3 separate regions of the Homo sapiens genome follow, and regions 1 and 3 are each linked to region 2. The links are chromatin contacts, found by Hi-C or POLR2A ChIA-PET in ENCODE. All regions are on one chromosome and are shown on one strand. Each heading gives the region's core, a stretch centred on a gene start or an enhancer-like site at or near the end of the contact. The rest is flanking DNA. Distances are from core to core; before and after follow the strand shown. Region 1 has its middle 6.2 kb from the start of MIR3925. Region 2 has its middle 15 kb from the start of PIM1. Region 3 overlaps ZFAND3 (zinc finger AN1-type containing 3).

Evidence for each region. A loop is a pair of places that touch in the nucleus more often than their neighbours do. ChIA-PET counts read pairs that join two places held with the same protein, here RNA polymerase II (POLR2A). Pooled maps may share reads with other maps.
Region 1: a loop to region 2 is called in a pooled map, with 2.4 times the contacts of the local background. The contact joins two enhancer-like sites. A Hi-C loop is called at or near these places in 1 of 50 pooled maps. POLR2A ChIA-PET finds 5 or more read pairs at or near these places in 2 of 52 experiments (GM10248 and activated CD8-positive, alpha-beta memory T cell).
Region 3: a loop to region 2 is called in a map with no recorded cell type, with 6 times the contacts of the local background. The contact joins two enhancer-like sites. A Hi-C loop is called at or near these places in 2 of 37 single-sample maps with no recorded cell type and 3 of 50 pooled maps.

Annotation. Positions count from the first base shown.
Region 1 is chr6:36,626,750-36,630,668 of GRCh38, forward strand. No RefSeq gene overlaps it. Among named protein-coding and RNA genes, the nearest start is that of MIR3925, 6.2 kb to the left of the region's middle. Within about 2 kb of position 1,402, at least 23 of the 41 ENCODE cell types and tissues checked have a DNase peak (open chromatin) inside an H3K27ac peak, as active enhancers do.
Region 2 is chr6:37,153,253-37,157,047 of GRCh38, forward strand. No RefSeq gene overlaps it. Among named protein-coding and RNA genes, the nearest start is that of PIM1, 15 kb to the right of the region's middle. Within about 2 kb of position 2,364, at least 7 of the 41 ENCODE cell types and tissues checked have a DNase peak (open chromatin) inside an H3K27ac peak, as active enhancers do.
Region 3 is chr6:37,838,751-37,843,094 of GRCh38, forward strand. The region is part of intron 1 of ZFAND3 (zinc finger AN1-type containing 3); the gene reads left to right. Among named protein-coding and RNA genes, the nearest start is that of ZFAND3, 21 kb to the left of the region's middle. Within about 2 kb of position 1,626, at least 2 of the 41 ENCODE cell types and tissues checked have a DNase peak (open chromatin) inside an H3K27ac peak, as active enhancers do.

The DNA.
Region 1 (3,919 bases), core at 152-2,651, 530 kb before region 2:
TTCCTCCCTGGTCAAAGTGGACTGATTACCAGTTCACCATGGGTTAGGCTTTTTGTTTTTATTCACTGAAATTCATGAGGAGTGAGAGGGCCTTTCTGGGGCTCACAGGCTCAGCCAGATGATGTGATGATGCTTTGCATAGTGCTCAGGCCTTCTGTCCAGATTCCCTCAGCCGATCCCCAAACTTGGTGTTTAGATGAGTTGTACACCCACTCCCATCCGCCACTCTAACCCACACCTGTCCCCTCTTCCCTTCTCTTCATGGCAGGGCCCTTCACATTTCTTTTTTCTTTGAGATGGAGTCTCACTCTGTCACCCAGGCTGGAGCGCAGTGGTACAATCTCGGTTCACTGCAACCTCCGCCTCCTGGTTTCAAGTGATTCTCCTGCCTCAGCCTCCCAAGTGGCTGGGATTACAGGTGCACCACCACACCTGGCTAATTTTGTATTTTTGGTGGACACAGGGTTTCATCACGTTGGCCAGGCTGGTCTCGAACTCCTGACCTCAAGTGATCTGCCTGCCTTGGCTTCCGAAGGTGCTGGGATTACAGGCGTGAGCCACTGTGCCTGGCCCACATTTCTTTTTGAGAAATTCCGACACCAGCCCCTTGGTGGCCAGTCTGCAGACCCCTTGCATGGCCAGAGCCACACTTTTACACAGGTGACACCACTGCTCTTGTCTCCCTGTCTGCCCATCACTGCCACACCTGATCCAGACTCCCACAAGCACAAGCCAGACCTCTGTTCCAGCCTCTTCCAGTTTTCCTCCATGTTTCCTGAATGGATATAGGATCTCACCGTGCCTTAGGTAAGAGTAGCCAACTTTATTTTTTGGCTGCTGTCAGTTCAGCCTCTTAGAGTGCCCCTCCCCACACCTTCACACATACCATTGGGCACATGGCTTTGCCAAGCCTCCTTTTCACTGTGCACTGCCTTGGGGGGAAAGGCCTTGTCCCCTGGAAGCCCAGAAGGGCCTGGACCCTCAGGCACCTTGTGACCCTACCCACCAGGGTCCATTCTTCCCCAGAGTACCCCCTGCCCTACCCTCTCCCTCCCACCCTAGCTCTGCTCTGTCCCTCAAAATTCAACTCCAACTTCAGGCACATACCTCCCTCCGGGCCAAGGCAGGGACAAGGGGTTAGGTGCTCCCATGAGCTGGGAACGATGTCAAGAGCTGATTTCAAGATTGCTCTTCAAGAACTTCCTCAGCCTGGCTGACATAGGCCTTGAGGGCTGGGAATTCCCACCTGGGAATCTTTCCAATATTCTGCCAGCTGTTTCTTCTCTTTCAGTGGTTTTATTATTTTTTTCTTTCTGTTCCACCGCCTCCTTTCGCTTTCAGTATGGGAGCTCAGGCAGAATGGTGGAGGAGGGTGGGGACCTGGCATTTGCTGAGTTAGGAGCTGTGGCCAAGGCCAGCTATGCCAAGGGAGAGGACAGGATACAGGAGGAAACAGGGCTGGGCACAGTGGCTCATGCCTGTAATCTCAGCACTTTGGGAGGCCGAGGCGGGTGGATCACCTGAGGTCGGGAGTTTGAGACCAGCCTGACCAACATGGAGAAACCCCGTCTCTACTAAAAGTACAAAATTAGGCCGGGCATGGTGGCTCACGCCTGTAATCCCAGCACTTTGGGAGGCCAAGGCGGGCAGATCACCAGGTCAGGAGTTCAAGACCAGCCTGGCCAACATAGTGAAACCCCGTCTCTACTGAAAATACAGAAATTAGCTGGGCATGGTGGCACGTGCCTATAGTCTCAGCTACTTGGGAGGCTGAGGCAGGAGAATCACTTGAATGCAGGAGGTGGAGGTTGCAGTGAGCTGAGATGGCACCACTGTACTCCAGCTTGGGCAACAGAGTGAGACTTTGTCTCAAAAAAAGAAAACAGCAACAACAACAACAACAACAACAACAAAATTAGCCAGACATGGTGGTGCATGCCTGTAATCCCAGCTACTCGGGAGGCTGAGGCAGGAGAATCACTTGAACCTAGGAGGTAGAGGCTGCAGTGAGCCAAGATCGCACCACTGCACTCCAGCCTGGGCAACAGAGTGAGACTTCATCTCAAAAAACAAAACAAAACAACAACAAAGAAACAAGCAAAGAAAAAACCAAAATTAGCCAGGTGTGGTGGTGCATGCCTGTAATCCCAGCTACTCTGGAGGCTGAGGCAGGAGAATCACTTGAACCCGGGAGATGAAGGTTGCAGTGAGCCAAGGTCACGCCACTGCACTCCAGCCTGGGCGACAGAGTGAGACTTTGTCTCCAAAAAAAAAAAAAAAAAAAAAAGGAGGAAACAGGAGTGGAACAGAGGAAGTGAGACCAGCACCAGGGCGGCCTCTTGTTTTTCTGGGGATTTTTACGTCATTCAGCTCTGGGCATAAGGCCTTATTTCCAGAAGGGCCCTGTCAAAAATACACATCTATTACTCGGGAGGGTGAATTCTGGGCATAAGGCCTTGTTTCCAGAAAGGCCCTGTCAAAAATACACATCTATTACTTGGGAGGGTGACACATTAACCCAGTAACTCCAATTCACATATCAGATGCGCTATCTGTTGCCTACGAGCAGAGACCAAAGAGAAGGGCACAGGGAACAGCTACATTTCGAGGGAGCGTGTGGAAAGGGTTGGGGGCGTGGAGTACTTGCTTGGAGTGGTACCACAGAGCTCTGAGCGGCTAGAGGACAGTGAGGAGGTAACAGACACCTGGGGATTTGGGCCAAAAGTATGAACCCCTGCCTAGGAAGCCTTTTTTTTCACTGCATCATAAGGCTCCAAGAGGGAGTAGGGTCTCTTGGTGAGATCATCTCCTTGGTGTGATATTGGCACCATAGCACCTGACCATGACACTGGGTCTCCAAGGTGGGTGAGTCCCTTGGACAACTTCCTGGTGAGACAGCCACTGGTCTCCAGCATCAGATAAAGATTGAATTCAGCCACATATAACAGAAAAGGCAAGTCAGTCACTTAAACCAGAGAAAGTTTGATTTTTCTTTTACATAAAATAATTATGGAGGCAGACAAAACTAAGACTTATGCCAGGGTGTGGTGGCTCACACCTGTAATCCTGGCATTTGGGGAGGCCAAGGAGGGAGGATCGCTTGAGCCCAGGAGTTTGAGACCAGTCTGGGCAACAAAGCGACACCCATATCTACAAAAAGTAAAAACAAAAAATTAGCTAAGGCCTGGTCACATGCACTTGTAATCCCAGCTACTCCAGAGGCGGAGGTGGGAGGAAGTCTTAAGCCCACGAGGTCAAGGCTCCGGTGAGTGGAGATCCCGCCACAGCACTCCGGCCTGGGCAACAGAGCAAGACCTTGTCTCAAAAAACAAAACAAGTCAAACTCAGTGGCTCACGCCTGTAATCCTAGTACTTTGGGACGCCGAGGCAGGTGGATCACGAGGTCAGGAGTTCAAGACCAACCTGGCCAACATGGGGAAACCCCATCTCTACTAAAAATAAAAAATTAGCCAGGCACGGTGGCAGGCGCCTGTAATCCCAGCTACTTGGACGGCTGAGGCAGGAGAATTGCTTGAACCCAGGCAGCAGAGGTTGCAGTGAACCGAGATAGATCCACTGCACTTCAGCCTAGGTGATAGAGTGAGACTCCATCTCAAACAAAACAAGCAATTCAACAACCAAAACCAAAACAAAAACAAAAACCAAGACTTAAAGGAGCAGAGACAATCCTGGACCATTCACCTTTTTGACTCCACTTCCAGGCATTTTTTGCAAGCAGGTGGCTGGCTCCGGGTGGAGCTTGATAAATGCACCTTCCCTGGGCTTCCTTTCCTCCCAGTCTTACTTCCCCACATTACCACTTGTGCTTCCTGGGCTTACCTCCAAAATCCTTGTCTTGGGGTCAGCCTCTGGAGGATCCCAAACCAAGATGCTTATATTATTGAGCACTTACTGTGTC
Region 2 (3,795 bases), core at 1,114-3,613:
AGATGGAGTTTTGCTCTTGTTGCCCAGGCTGGAGTACAACGGCGTGATCTTGGTTCACTGCAACCTCTGCCTCCCAGGTTCAAGCGATTCTCCTGCTTCGGCCTCCCACATAGCTGGGATTACAGGTGCCCGCCACCACATCCAGCTAATTTTTTTTATTTTTAGTAGAGACGGGGTTTCACCATGTTGACCAGGCTGGTCTCGAACTCCTGGCCTCATGATCCATCCACCTCAGCCTCCGAAAGTGCTGGGATTACAGGCATGAGCCACCGCGCCTGGCTCACTCCTTCCTTCCTTCCTTCATCTTTCCTTCCTTCCTTCTCTTTCCTTCCTTTTCTTTCTTTCTCTCTTTTTCTTTCTTTCTTTTTTCTTCCTCTCTCGCTTTCTTTCTTTTTTTTTTTTTTTTGACAGAGTCTTAGCCAGGCACAGTTACTCATGCTTGTAACCCCAGCACTTTGGGAGCCTGAGGCAGGCGGTCACTTGAACTTAGGAGTTTGAGATCAGCCTTGGAAACATGGTGAAACCCCATCTCTACAAAAAATACAAAAATTAGCCAGGCATGGTGGCACATGCCTGGAGCCCCTGCTACTTGGAAGGCTGAGGCAGGAGGATCACTTGAGCCTGGGGAGGTGGAGGCTGCAGTGAGCTGTGATCGCATGCCACCGCACCCCAGCTTGGGCGACAGACTGAGAATCTGTCTTAAAAAAAAAAAAAGTGAAAAACAGAGAATCTTGCTCTGTTGTCCATGCTGGAGTACAGTGGCACAATCTCAGCTCCCTGCAAATTCCACCTCCTGGGCTCAAGTGATCCTCCCTTCTCAGCTTCCAGAGTAGCTAGGACTATAGGTATGTGCCATCAGCCTGGCTAATTTTTGTATTTTTTTATAGAGACAGGGTTTTACCATGTTGCCCAGGCTGGCCTTGAACTCCTGGGCTCAAGCGATCTACCTGTCTTGGCCTCCCAAAGTGCTGGGATTACAGGTGTGAGCCACTGTGCCTGGTGTAAAATTTTTCATAAAGTGTATTAGTCTGCTAGAGCTGTCATAACAAAGGACTACACAATCTGGATGCCTTAAACAACAGAAATTAAATTTTGATCCAATTCTGGAGATTAGAAGTCCAAGGTCCTGATGTCTGTAGGGTCAGTTTCTTTTGAAGCCACTCTCCTGGGCTTGTAGACAGGTGTCTTCTCAGGGGTAGAGCATTTGACTGCAGATGGCTGTCTTCTCCTCCCTGTATTTTCTTTTTTTTTTTTTTCCCCTTTGTTATTGTTGTTGGAGACAGGGTCTTACTCTATCCCAGGCTGGAGTGCGGTGGTACAATCATGACTCACTACACTCTCGAACTCCTAGGCTCAAGCAATCCTCCCACTTCAGCCTCCTGAGTAGCTGGGACTACAGGTGCATACCACCATGCCTGGTTATTTTAAAAAATATCTATTTTTTGGTAGAGACCGGGGTCTCACTATGTTCCCCAGGATGGTCTTGAACTCCTGGCCTCAAGCAATTTTTTTTTTTTTTTTTTTTTTTTTTTAGACAGAGTCTTGCTCTGTCGCCCAGGCTGGAGTGTAGTGGTGTGATCTCGGCTCACTGCAACCTCTGCCTCCTGGGTTCAAGTGATTCTCCTGCCTCAGCCTCCCAAGTAGCTGGGATTATAGGTGCCCACCACAACATCCAGCTAATTTTTTTGTATTTTTAGTAAAGATGGGCTTTTACCATGTTGGCCAGGCTGGTCTCGAACCCCTGTCCTCACGTGATCCGCCCGTCTTGGCCTCCCAAAGTGCTGGGATTACAGGCATAATCCACCACACCCAGCCTCATCTCCTCTTCTTATAAGGATACCAGTCATATTGCATTAGGGTCTACACATATGACCTCATTTTACCCTAATTACTTCTTAAAGGCCCTATCTCCAAATACAGTTATATTTTCTGAGGTACTAGGGAGTTAGGACTTTTACATGAATTTTGGGGGACACAATTCAATCCGTTACATAAAGTAAACCTAAAAGTATTAATCATCATATGAAAAGAGTAGGATAATGGGATGTTGGTTTTCTGCCGAGCCATATTCACTCCTGTGGTTCAGTTTTAGAAATATTTATTAATATCCACTGTGTTCAAGTCTTGATGCTAGGGAAACAAAAACTGCAAGGACACAGGCTCTGCCTTCCAGGAGTTCACAGACTCTCTGGAGAGCCATGAGACAGACCATGGGTTCTGAAACCCCAAGGTACACTGGAGTCGCCTGGAGTGCTTATCAAAACACAGATCGCTGGGCTCCACCCCCGGAGTTTCTGATTCAGTGGGCAGGCAGTGGGCCCGATAATTTGCATTTCTGACAAGTTTCCAGGTGCTGCTGGTCCGAAGACCACACACTTTCAGAACTACCGAACTAGACATATCAAGAGCACGTGTGATGTGTATGATTGAGGTGGCACAGGTGCACAGAGACGAGACCATTTTCTGTTTTCATGCTAAAGCAGTTGAGGAGACAACTGGGAAAGTCCCTCTGCACCTGAAAATTCCCCAGGAAAAGTTCTAGTTAGCATTTAGACCTTGAACTTGTAAACATATTACAGCAAAAAATATGCATTGCCTATGCCATTAATTTGCCACTTGGTAAATACTACCTTTCGTTACTAATTATATCTCTATAAGAACCTAGGGTAACAATAAAGTCTGAGTTCACTATCCTTGTTCTGCAAATGCTATGAGAACTTTGGCAAATTACTTCCTGTCTCTGAGATTTGGTTTTGGTCATCTGTAAAATAGAGATTAGGACAGTCAAGGTGGTTTGCACCTGTAGTTCTAGCACTTTGGGAGGCCAAGGTGGGAGGATTGCTTGATGCCAGGATTTTGAGACTAGCCTGGGCAACAGAACAAGACCCCCATCTCAAATTATATTTAAAAATGTTTTTGAGACAGGTTCTCACTCTGTTGCCCAGGCTGGAGTGCAGTGGTGTGATCATAGCTCACTGCAACCTCAAGCAATCCTCCCACCTCAGCCTCCTGAGAGGCTGGGACCACAGTCGCATGCCACTACGCCTTGCTAATTTTTAAAAAATTTTGGGGGCTGGATGTGTTGGTTCAGGCCTGTAATCGTAGTACTTTGGGAAGCTGAGGCTGGTGGATCACTTGAGCTCAGGAATTTGAGACCAGCCTGGGCCACATGGCAAAACTCTGTCTCTACAAAAAATACAAAAATTAGCTGGTCATTGTGGCATGTGCCTGTAGTCCCAGCTACTTGGAAGGCTGAGGTGAGAGGATCACTCGTGCCCGAGAGGTTGAGACTGCAATGAGCCGAGGTTGTGCCACTGCACTCCAGCCTGGGCGACAGAGTGAGACTGTCTCAAAAAAACAACACACATACCCACACACCAACTCCACACACAAATTTTAGGTAGATACAGGGTCTCACTCTTGCCCAGGCTGGTCTCAAACTCCTGGGTTCAGCATTCCTCCTGCCTCGGCCTCCCAAAGTGCCGGGATTACAAGTGTGAGCCACTATGCCTGGCCTATATGTGATTCCTTAAGCAGGAATTAGGACCATATCTTTTGCCTCTGTATATAACTCCATGTATTTAGCACAGTACTTTAAACATAGTAGCTGTTCAGTAAAGGTTTATTAATTAATTGACCAAATCAGTCAGTATCACTGCAAGATACAAAAGATTCTTATGGGCCAGGTGAAGTGGCTCACGCCTATAATCCCAACACCTTGGGAGGTCGAGGCGGGCGGATCACGAGGTCAGGAGTTAGAGACCAGCCTGACCAACATGGTGAAACCCCATCTCT
Region 3 (4,344 bases), core at 376-2,875, 680 kb after region 2:
GCTATTATGAATAATACTGCTGTGAACATTTGTTTACAAGTTTTTGTGTGAACACCTGTTTTCACTTCTCTTATTTGAATACCTAGGAGGGGAATTTCGGGATGATATGGTAACTCTGTTTAACTTTTGAGTAAACTACCACCCTGTTTTCCAGAGCAACTACATTATTTTACATTCCCACCAGCAATGTATGAAGACTCCAGTTTCTTCACATCTTTGCCAATACTTGTCATTGCTGCTCTTTTTGATTATAGCCAACCCTGTGGCATCTCCATTGTGTTTTGATTTGCATTTCCTTAATGACTGATGATGTTGAGTATCATTAAATATGCCCATTGACCATTTGTGTATCTACTTTGGAACAATGTCTGTTTAAATATTTTGCATGTTTTAAAATTGAGTTGTATGCCTTTTTACTTGTAAGTTGTAAAATTTCTTTTTTTTTTTTGAGACAGAGTCTTACTCTGTCGCCCAGGCTGGAGTGCAGTGGCGCGATCTCAGCTCACTGCAACCTCCGCCTCCCAGGTTCAAGCGATTCTCCTGCCTCAGCTTCCCGGGTAGCTGGGACTACAGACGCGTGCCACCATGCCTAGCTAATTTTTTGTATTTTTAGTAGAGACGGGGTTTCACCGTGTTAGCTGGGATGGTCTCGATCTCCTGACCTCAAGTGATCTGCCTGCCTTGGCCTCCCAAAATGCTGGGATAACAGGCGTGAGCCACCGTGCCCGGCCAGTTATTTTTTTATTTTTTATTTTTTGTTGTTGTTGTTTTGTTTTTTTTTTTGAGATGGAGTCTCGCTCTGTCGCCAGGCTGGAGTGCAGTGGCGCGATCTCAGCTCTCTGCAAGCTCTGCCTCCCGGGTTCAAGTGATTCTCCTGCCTCAGCCTCCCGAGTAGCTGGGACTACAGGCGTGTGCCATTACACCTGGGTAATTTTTGTATTTTTAGTAGAGACGGGGTGTCACCATGCTGGCCAGGATGACCTCGATCTCTTGACCTCGTGATCCACCTGCCTCCGCCTCCCAAAGTGCTGGGATTACAGGCTTGAGCCACCGCACCCGGCCATAAGTTGTAAAATTTATGTATTCTGGTTACTAGTTATTTATCAGATACAGGATTTGCAAATTTTTTTCCCATTTTGTAGGTGGTGGTTTCACGTTTTTTGGGGATGTGTCCTTTAGAGCACAAAAGTTTTAATTTTGATGAATTCTTATTTATCTTTTTGTTGTTTTTGCTTGTGCTTTTGGTATATCTGAGAAAACTTTACCTAATTCAAGGTCACAAATATTTACACTATGTTTTCTCTAATAGTTTTACAGTTTTAGCTCTTATTTTACATTTAAGTTGGTTATCTATTTTTTTTTTTGAGATGGAGTTTCGCTCTTGTTGCCCAAGCTGGAGTGCAGTGGCGCGATCTCGGCTCAGTGCAACCTCTGCCTTCTGGGTTCAAGCGATTCTCCTGCCTCAGCCCCCAAAATAGCTGGGCCTACAGGGACCCACCACCTTGCCTGGCTAATTTTTTGTATTTTTGGTAGAGATGGGGTTTCACCATGTTGCTCAGGCTGGTCTTGAACTCTTGAGCTCAAGCAATCCGCCTGCTTCAGGCTCCCAAAGTGCTGGGATTACAGACATGCGCCACCGCGCCTGGCCAATTTTATTTCATTAATTTCTGTCTTTATGCCAATGTCACACTGTCTTGAGTACTTCCTTTGTAATAGGTTTTGAAACCAGGAATTGTGTGACTTCTACAATTTCATTCTTCTTTATCAAGCATGTTTTGGCTGTTTTGGGTCCTTTGAAATTACATATGAATTTCATCAGCTTGTCAGCTTGTCAGCTTGATCAGCTTGTCAGCTTCTGCAAAAAAGCCAGCTTGGAGTTTGGTAGGGGTTGCATTGCATCTCCAGATGAATTTGGGGAATGTCTCCATATTAACAATATTTAGTCTTCCTATCCTTGAACATGGGATATATTTTCATTTATCTGTCTTCAGTTCTTTCAACAACATTTTGTAGTTTTCACTGTACAATGATCTGGTCTTTTGCTTTCCAAAACCAGAAACTCTTTTTTAAGTTGAAGGTTTCTTAAGACTTTTGGGGAGGCAGTTCTGCTAAACAAACAGAAAAGAGAACATTTGGTTAGAAAAAACAGAGATAACAGGAAGATTAATTATTTTAATAATAAAGCAAGGAACCAATTTATTAAAATTTTTTAGAATATGCTTTGTAACCATAATGCTTGAATCTGTTATACATTTGTCTCAGACTGGAAGTTCCCCTTTGTGACTTCAAGATACTTGAGAAACAATCAGTAATCAGTTAATGGGTTGCTGGGTTATAGAAAAATCAACACAGAGGAAATTTAGAGATCTTGAGTAAATATTTCACTTTAGTTATGAAAGAGGGTAATGAATGAAAGAGGGTATTTTAAGAAGGGTTTCCGAATAAGTTTCAGTTCTTTGAGTAATAACTTTATGGAAAGAGAGACTATTTCTCTAGTGTCTGATTTTCTCCTCCCCCATAACATTTTATCATGAGAAATCAAGAATTGTACATCCATTTATTTACTACCTAGATTCTGTAATATTTTGCTTTATTTGCTTTCCATCCTTCTATCCATCTATTAATCTTATTTTTTATTTTCCAAGTAAATTGTAGACTCAATACATTTACCCTTCTGTACTTCAGCATGCATATCATTAACTAGAGTTTAACATTTGTTTTTAAGTTTTTGTTTTGTTTTGTTTTGTTTTTGAGATGGAGCCTGGCTCTGTTGCCCAGGCTGGAGTGCGGTGGCGCGAACTTGGCTCACTGCAAGCTCTGCCTCCCGGGTTCACGCCATTCCCCTGCCTCAGCCTCCCGAGTAGCTGGGGCTACAGGGCCTGCCACCATGCCCGGCTAATTTTTTTGTATTTTTATTAGAGACGGGGTTTCACTGTGTTAGCCAGGATGGTCTCGATCTCCTCACCTTGTGATCCACCAGCCTCGGCCCCCCAAAGCGCTGGGATTACAGGCGTGAGCCACCGTGCCCAGCCTGTTTTTAAGTTTTGAAGTACAATTTATATACAGTGAAAAATACATCTCTCAAGCATAGTATTCAGTGAGTTTTGACAAATGCACATACCTGTATGTCTTAGTTTGGGCTACTATAACAAAATACTTGGGTAATTTATAAACAGTGTAAATTTATTGCTCATAGTTCTGGAGGGCAAGGTCAAGGTACTGGCAGATTCAGTGTCCGATGAGGGCCCATTCCTTATAGGCGGCACCTTGTTGCTGTGTCCTTATGTGGCGGAAGGGTCTAAGGTGCTCCCTTCATCCTCTTTTATAAAGGTACTAATTCCATTGATGAGGGCGATGCCTTAATAACTTAGTTACCTCCCAGAAGCCCCACTTCTTTATACTATCACATTCGGTATTCGGTTCCAACAAATGAATTTTGGGGAGGACACCGACATTGAGACTGTGGTACTCTGTAACCCAAACCTTTACCAGGAGATATACTATGTAATGCTACTCTCGCTCCAGAAAGGTTCCTCATGTCCCTTCCTAGTCAGGCTGGTCCCTTCTGCTGTTTCTCGTACCCTATCAGGCAGCCATGGTCCTGATTTTTTTCCCCATCATAGATTAGTTTTGCCTGTTTTGAAAGTCGTATAAATGGAGTCATATGCTGTGTACATTATATACTCTTTGACACAGTGTAATGTTTTTGATATTTATCAGTGTTGTATGAATAAGTTTGTTCATCTTTATTATTGCATACTTTATATAGTATTATTTCATTGTATAACTATACAACCAGTTTCTCTATTCTCCTGTTTATATATACCCTAATTTGCTTTTTAAATAATAATAATAGTACTATAAAAATCACTTATCAGCAAACACCCTTACTTGACATCAAGAAAAGGACTAGAATAGATTGGAATTTACTTAGATAACTTTATATTCCATCCTTGCTCTTTTAGTTGCCTTAATTTTATTTTTAGAGTTTGGGAGATACCCTGGCCCTATGAGCATCCCAATGTTAAATAATCTCATTCATTATGTTGTGATTTCTGCTACAGGATGATCTTTTAAATCTTAATTTCTTTCTGGGTGTGGTGGCTCACGCCTGTAATCCCAGCACATTGGGAGGCCGAGGTGGGTGGGTCACTTGAGGTCTGGAGTTTGATACCAGCCTGGCCAACATAGCAAAACCCCGTGTCTACTAAAAATACAAAAATTAGCCAGGCGTGGTGGTGTGTGCCTGTAATCCCAGCTGCTCAGGAGGTTGAGGCACAAGAATTGCTTGAACCCAGGAGGCGGAGGTTCCAGTGAGCTGAGATTGTGCCACTGCACTCCAGC